Regions from separate parts of the Homo sapiens genome. Here region 1 is linked to region 2. Evidence: chromatin contacts called from ENCODE Hi-C or POLR2A ChIA-PET data. All regions are on one chromosome and are shown on one strand. The core of a region is the stretch at or near the end of the contact, and the rest is flanking DNA. Distances in the headings are between cores, read along the strand shown. Region 1 holds the start of CLLU1 (chronic lymphocytic leukemia up-regulated 1). Region 2 holds the start of LINC02397 (long intergenic non-protein coding RNA 2397).

The links. A loop is a pair of places that touch in the nucleus more often than their neighbours do. ChIA-PET counts read pairs that join two places held with the same protein, here RNA polymerase II (POLR2A). Pooled maps may share reads with other maps.
Region 1: a map of left cardiac atrium shows a loop between it and region 2 (4-fold over the local background). The contact joins the promoter of CLLU1 here to the promoter of LINC02397 in region 2. A Hi-C loop is called at or near these places in 6 of 168 maps with a recorded cell type or tissue (GM12878, K562, OCI-LY7 and 2 more), 36 of 37 single-sample maps with no recorded cell type and 19 of 50 pooled maps. POLR2A ChIA-PET finds 5 or more read pairs at or near these places in 6 of 52 experiments (CD4-positive, alpha-beta memory T cell, GM12878, OCI-LY7 and 3 more).

What each region holds. Positions count from the first base shown.
Region 1 is chr12:92,417,871-92,422,942 of GRCh38, reverse strand. CLLU1 (chronic lymphocytic leukemia up-regulated 1) reads right to left here and starts at 1,412. Exons shown (of 2, transcript NR_027933.1): 1 at 1,108-1,412. CLLU1-AS1 (CLLU1 antisense RNA 1) reads left to right here. Exons shown (of 3, transcript NR_144319.2): 2 at 1,770-1,929; 3 at 2,483-2,857.
Region 2 is chr12:92,465,429-92,467,928 of GRCh38, reverse strand. It overlaps LINC02397 (long intergenic non-protein coding RNA 2397), which reads right to left and starts at 1,250. Exons shown (of 2, transcript NR_144532.1): 1 at 927-1,250. RefSeq lists enhancers at 66-125, 906-995, 1,196-1,345, 1,102-1,609 and a silencer at 1,322-1,616.

The sequences.
Region 1 (5,072 bases), core at 163-2,662, 45 kb after region 2:
AGGGCCATGAAATACCCTAAGTATTTACCTGAGTCCTTAAGAGTCAGGGACTGTATACCCGAATGTTTCCCATAATCATTTTCATGTTGAATTCAATGTTTGTTAAGGAACAGGTAATAAAAATATGCAAACTTGAAAGTATTTATATATTTAAAAGCTCAGTGGTGACCACAACAATTATTTAGAATTCAAACCAAGAAAATGTTTTTTCAGGGAAGAGTATTTGACCACTAGTATGATTTAGAATTATGATGCATGGCAATAATTATACCAAACTGCATTTCAGTGACTCTATTATTTTTTCAGATTCTCTACAGACAGTGCAGCCTAGTATCTCCCAGACTTGTACTTCCTATGGCCCTGCACTTGGGGCCCCACTGCCTGGTAGAAATGAAGGTTAGTGTTCGAAAGTATTTAAAGAATCCTGCTAATCCCTATTTTATCCATAAATGTCATCTGTCATAAAGAAACTTTTAGCAGTTTCTCAACTTCTGAGAGGTCTTGTGGGAGGTTTTGCCATAAAGTGCTCTTGTTGAGCTCTTGATATCTATAAGCTGATGCCCTGGGCTTGTCCCAAATGATGCCTCCCACCCATTCATCAGCAGGACACTATCCCAGTTCACACACCTATGCCCCATCTCCACATATGTTTCACCAAAACCATAAATTTTGAAATAGAGTCAATATAAATGTATAACATATTGTATTAGGGCTCTTCAGAGAAAAAGAACCAATAGTATATTTGTGTGTGTTTGTGTATGTGTGCGTATACAGTCATGCACTACACAATGACATTTCAGTCTACAAAGGATTGCATATATGATGGTGATCCCATAAGATTATACCATATTTTTACTGTACCTTTTCTACATTTAGATATGGTAGATACATACATACTTATCATGATGTTATACATACTTATCATGAGGTTACAAGCTACACCATGTAGCCTAGATGTGTAGTAGTCTATGCTGTCCAGGTTTGTGTAGTTACACTCTATGATGTTTGCACAATGATGAAATCACTTAACAATGCATTTCTCAGAACCTGTCTCCATTGTTAAGCAATGCATAACTGGATATGTAAATAAAATGGAAATTGACTCACACAATTATGGAGGCCAAGAAGTCCCATGATCTGCCATCTGCAAGCTGGAGAACCAGGAAACCTGGCAGTGTAATTCAGTCCAAGTCCAAAGAACTGAGAACCAGGGAAGCCAAAGGTGTAACTCCTGGTTTAAGTCTGAAGGCCCACTCACATCCAAGGGCAGGAGAAGATGATATACTAGATCAAGAAGAAAAGAAGCAAATTTTCCCTTCCTCTTTTTGTTTTATTCAAGCTTTCGACAGATTGGATGATGCCTGCCCTTATTGGTGAGAGCCGTCTGCTTTACTAAGTTCACCAATTCAAATGCTGATCTCTTCCGAAAACACTCTTATGGACACACCCAGAATAATGTTTTACCAGCTACCTGGTCATCCTTTAGCCTAGCCAGGTTGATGCATAAATTTAATTATCACACATATAGTCTTACCAATTAGTGACCTTTTCATTCTTTATGGTATTTAACAGTGAAGATTTGTAGATGGTCTGTCTACTTGGTTTTATAGGTTTTGATCAGCACTCAGAAGCTCAGTTTGATCACCCTAGTTTGGCCTGAGCTGAAAGCACTGAAACAGTGAGTTCTTTGGGTCTTACTTCTAGAAACCAGGAAATGAGAGAGATAGTGACTTGGTTTCTCTTATGTTTCCCTTTTGTTCTCTTCTCAGTGGCCTTGCTAACAAGTTTACCTCCAAACTATGAGATTTCAGAAGGAAAACCAAGAGCCATCTCTGCATATGTGAGAGCGGGCAAAGGAAATGTGACAAGGAGAAGAAAGAAGACACACTTGGGCAATGATGATGGGAAGAAGGAAGCACAGGAGAAAATGTAAGAAATGTACAGGTGAGAGAGATCAGGAGAAAGATGGGAAATGTGGGAGAGCAGCAGGAATCATAACAATAATAATGCCAATTTGGAAACGAGAACCAGTGTATAAAGCATACCAATAAGGCCAACGAAGTGCCAACGATGGAAAGCCACCCTATCAGGAGAAAGTAAAGTCATAGCAGATGTTTTATGAGACAGCTCAGAACACAATGACTGACCAAGAAAGCGGCACAAGTTAGAGGTGGAGAAATGACCCAGACCCAGACCTTTAGGGGTCCTGAACTTGGTTCATACCTCATGTCAGAAGGAGTAGTGACCAAAAGAAATTCTCTTTGCTTTAATTATAGAAGCAGGAATATACCTGATTTTGTATGTAACAGCATATGTTTAAGATCTGAATATTTCTATACCCAAAAGCATAATGTATTAGGGTTAATCATTTGAAATTGCCAATATGCACTCATTTTACCTATAAAAACTGTAATTTTGCATGGTTCAAACTAATAGATATGAAGATATTCTCAAGCAAACTTTTTTTTCTTTTGCCTTGAAGCCCATGAGGAAGATCCAAAGAGAACTTTGGCCTTAACTAAGCTTCCTACATTCTCCTGGAGTCGGTGGTTTATGAATGTGGTGCCATCTGGGGAACTGACAACCCCTGATGTGTTCACTCTGCTCGTCTTCCAGGTGAGAGAAGAAGAAGGCGAGAAAGAAAGAGAAGTTCCAGAATTTCACAGGCTGAGGGAGATGGTAGTAACTTCTGTTTATGTTGGTTTCTGTTTATTGGTTTGCTTTTTATTTTGAACTCGTTTGACTTCAGGTTCCAGATTTGTTTTTTTCTTTGTAAACGAGACTTTGACATTGTTAGCAGGCCCATCTGTTTGCTTTTCTTAAATAAAATGTAAATTGGTTTTTGTTTTAAATTTCAGGTGCTTTTAAGTTTGACTCTGCTATTCATTTCCTAAGGTAGTTTGGGCATGGTAGTGCTGGTAAGAACAGAGAAATCTTGCTTTATAGAATCTTTTTGTTCAAATGAATGTACATTTTTAGTATTCGAAAATTATCAGTTTTAATAGGTTTGATTTTCCTGTCTATAATCTGTGTTTTCTTCCTTATTCCCTCATTCTTTCCTATCCCATGGGCTCAGATTTATGCTCTGATCAAATTTCTTTTCATATCTTTCCACCTCACAACACACACAAGAAACCTAATACAAGCCACTATCTGTTTCTTTTTCAATGGAAAAGAAAAGGATTCCTATGGGATCATACTGATTCCTGTGGGCCCCTTGCATAAAAGATTGTAGTGCATTAAATAATGACCCTCCATTGGCCAATCAATCATTATTGAGCACCTAGTTTATGTGGAATACTGTTCATACAATATCTTGAGTAATGATGGGAACAGATTTCATGAGAGATGTTGAAATACTCATGGACATAGACTATCTTGGCAATTATGCTCTTGAGATTCTTTTATAATGGACACATATTTGGAACAGAAAAAAGCTGGAAACTTTCACAAAGGTTTGATCCAATGGCTTTTTAAACATGAATCTAACCATTGTGAAGTTTGGCATCTACTTTGTACCCCCAGCAGTGCCAGCCCGTGTAAGGTATGCAGGTAACAGACAGATGATTGTACTGGGAGTGGTGAAAGTCCTGCCTTAACAAATATTCTCTGTTTTCTCTGCCTCTGTCATACTATAAAAATGTTTTCTTCTCTGGGATTATTTTAAAGATACCTTTATTCCAGGTAGTATTTTATCCCCTGGGAGACAGATCTTATCTAACCACAGATTAGAAAGAGCAGCTGATCTTCAGCCTGGGTGACAGAGCAAGACCCCATCTCTATAATATATATATATATATATAATATATATATTTTATATATAATATATATATATAATATATATATTTTATATATAAAATATATATATTATATATATAATATATAAAATATATATATTTATATATATATTTTATATATATAATATATATATATATATATATCAGATTAGGAAGGCATGGTGGTGTGCACCTGTAGTCCCAGCTACTCAGGAGGCTGAGGAGGTCCAGGAGTTCGAGGCTGCAGCAAGCTACGACTGTGCCATTGCACTCCAGTCTGGGTGACAGGGAGAGATCCTGTCTCTGAAAAAAAAGGAGGAGAAGAAAGAGCAGCCGATCCTATCTTCACATGGCAGGAAACAAGGTCATGAGCAGTGGCCACACAGGACTGTTTTATTTTGATATAATGGAAGTGGCATGGGAAAATGCGAAAAGAAAGGTCACCCTGAATAGCTCTAGGGAAGAAAAAGAATGTTGGGCATTTCAACAAACAGCATTACAGAAAAGAAGAAGCAGATGCCAAAGAGGGGAACTGAAGAAATGTCAGTGATAAATTCACTATTGCTGTAAATTACTATTTGCCCAACCTGACTAGGGAAGTTCCAGTGAGCAGTGGAACAACTTGATGTGGAGCCTGGGAAACTTTGACCAGCCATCTAGATGGGCAGACGTAGGGTGACCAGTTCATCCAGGTTTACATGGAACACTAATTTAGTTTTTATTTTATTTTTAAATTTGTTATCTTTTTTAAATGGACAAATAAAAATTCTACATATTTGTGGGGTACATAGTGATGTGTTGATACATATAATGTAGAGTGATCAGATCAGGATAACTACCATATCCATCATCTCATACATTATCATTTTTTTGTGTGTGTTGGGAACATTCAATATCCTCCTTCTAGCTATTTGAGACTAATTAAAGTATTATTATTAACTATAGTCATCCTATAGTGCTACAGGATGCTGGAATTAATTCTCCCTAACTAACTGTAATTTTGTTTTTGTACCTGTTAACAAATTTTTCCCTCTCCCTTCCTTCTCCCTACCTTTTCTAGTCTCCAGCATCCTCTGTTCTACTTTTTACTTCTATGAGATCAACGTTTTTTTAGCTTCCGCATATGAATCAGAATATGTGGGGTTTAACTTGCTGTTCCTGGCTAATTTCACTTAACAGTAATATCCTCCAGTCCCATCTATGTTGCCGTGAATGACATGATTTTATTCTTTTTTTAAGGAAGGCCTATTTTTAAATTGTTTTAGAGACCGAGTCTTATTATTTTGCCCAGGCTGG
Region 2 (2,500 bases), core at 1-2,500:
AGACATTTCAAATTTTAAATTCTTCTCCCAACTCCTATACCTGGCTCTTTAATGTTATAAAAATCAGAGGATTCCACTAGGGGGGATAAATGTTTTGAAGAAGTAATCCATTGATCACTTCCTCTCACTCGACATGTTTAACTAGATGGAATCAATACTTCTTAGCCTAGCAATGGGTTTGTAAAAAAAAAAAAAAAAACGGTAACACAATTGGATGTTGTAAGGCAACTTAGGATAAAAGGATCCTGTAGACAAATTCCTCCTTATCCCTTACCCCACCTGTGAGCACCTTTGATTAAAAGTCAGATCTGTATGGATATATTAAGTCACCAAATTCATGGAGGTTAGGGCACAAATCTTTTTTTTTCATTTTTCAGTGCATTTACTTGTCATCCAACACCTGCCCTAATGACACACACAGAAACAAAGAATCTTGAGTTTTAAACTGAGCACAAGAAATTGAAAATATAACTATGTAAAACATCAAAAGTCCCACCCACTTTTTAAAAGAACTTGCTTAATTCAAGCATATTTAAGAAATAGTGCCCCTGTCTAACACATTTCTATTACATTAGCACAGTGCCTACTTGCAGGTTTTATTTCTTGCAGTTCAATGAGTACAGTATTTCAACTGGAGAACTCGAAACAGACACAAAGGCTTTTTTTTTTTTTTTTTTTAGTTAACCCTTCAGAGAAAACATGCAGGGACAATCACCACTTCTTCATTTTCACTGTCACCTGGATTCACAACCATGCAGCCAAAGACAGTTTCAGATGGGCAGATGGCCCTAGTGGTTAATAGAGATGAGAGAGGGAAAAGAAATAAATGAATGCTCTGTTTTCTGTGTAAGCAAATAAAAAGGCAGAGGAAACAAAAGGAATGAACCAGCCAATGGGGTTGAATCATCGAGTCCCTCTAAACATACCTTGACTTTCCCATGCAGGGATCTACTTCCCCGATAGCCAGTTCAGCGTGGATACTCATGCCGATGAGCCTAAGAATGTTTGCCTGTCAGAGATAAACACTGCATTTCTGCCTGCTGCACACAGAGTTGCTGGAACCTGACAATGCCGTGTGCGAGTAATAAGCCATCATGAAATGGTGAAAGAGTCAGGGCTCTTGAATTACGCTTGCTTTATATGGGTTGAATTGCACATCTAGGGCAATGTTTGGCCAAGTGAACAGGGCATGCAAAGACCTTGCTTCCTCTCTGTGCTGTGGGGAACTGAGACTGTGCCGGGCCTGCAAACGCGGTGAGGAAAAATCCATTTGAATGCTTACTGCTGAATGGTGCTGGGCATTGTCAGCTTTTGTTTACTTCATCTTACATGTGAAGATCGCAGCTGTTCCTTTCAGTAAAAAGAAGTAGGAGAATGTAGCAACCAACCTCACATTTTCCCCTCCTCCAAATGTTTGTGGAGCCCAACAGCTGTCTTTGCAAATCCTGTCACTCAGGATTGGAATGGTTCTACATAATCAAGAATGGAGTGGTGAGGCTGAGATTGTTGGCTGGCTCGAGGTAGCAGGTGGGAATGAACTGTTCTCTTAATGGGCTCACTTGGTCTGTTCCTGCAGGGACTGACTCAAAAAAGAAAAAAGAAAGTTTAAAGGAGGCGATGAAGGAAAGTTGAACACATATGTCTTGTATTTCATACGTATAGATCTGAATGGCTGTGAAGCATGAATTCACTGGTTGTTAGAATTGTAAGGGATTTGAAAGGTCCTATTGTCTAGGAGTTTTCAAATTATTTTTAGCAGCAGAGGTTTTTTTTTTTTTCTTTCCTCAAATGAAGTCTTAGACTAGGGATATTGTGTGATAAATGAAAATACCTACATAGAATAAGCGGAAGCATCAATGGAAAACTGGGCTGGGTATAAGAAAAGCAACTTCAATAACAAATGAGCTCAGTTCTGGTAACAGGGCGGGAGTCATGAGGACTGAGGCAAATTGGATGTGCTTGGAGAGGACGAGTGCTCCTCCTTCTCAGCACAGCCACGCACGGCATAAGGATGTTTTGGTCAAGAAAGACTGCGTGTATGATAGTGGTCCCAGATTATAATACTGTATTTTTATTGTACTTTTTCGATGTTTAGATACAGAAATGCTGACCATCGCAATGCACAGGAATGCCCTAGGATGGCGGCCAAAGCCTTCCGTCTCCCACCCAGCCCATTTTCCTAACAAATGTGCGCATTTAACATTGTTTTTCATCCCCAAGAATGGGGTATCAATAGAATCTACAAGACCAAGACTTAAATGAAATGAATCAACAGTAACACAAACAGTAGCAATTTTCAATTAGAAATTTAAGGAAAGCTTCATAAAATGTTCATAGAATTCTGTCTCAATTCACCTAGCCCATTTCAACTGTAGCGTAGACGTCTGTTGTTAACAGCCTTAACATCTTTTTTGGGCTTTTTGCAAATATGAGTACAATTTACGTCATTTATTCCCACCCAATAGATTAAATGCCAGGAGTCTGGAATACAGAGAAAAAA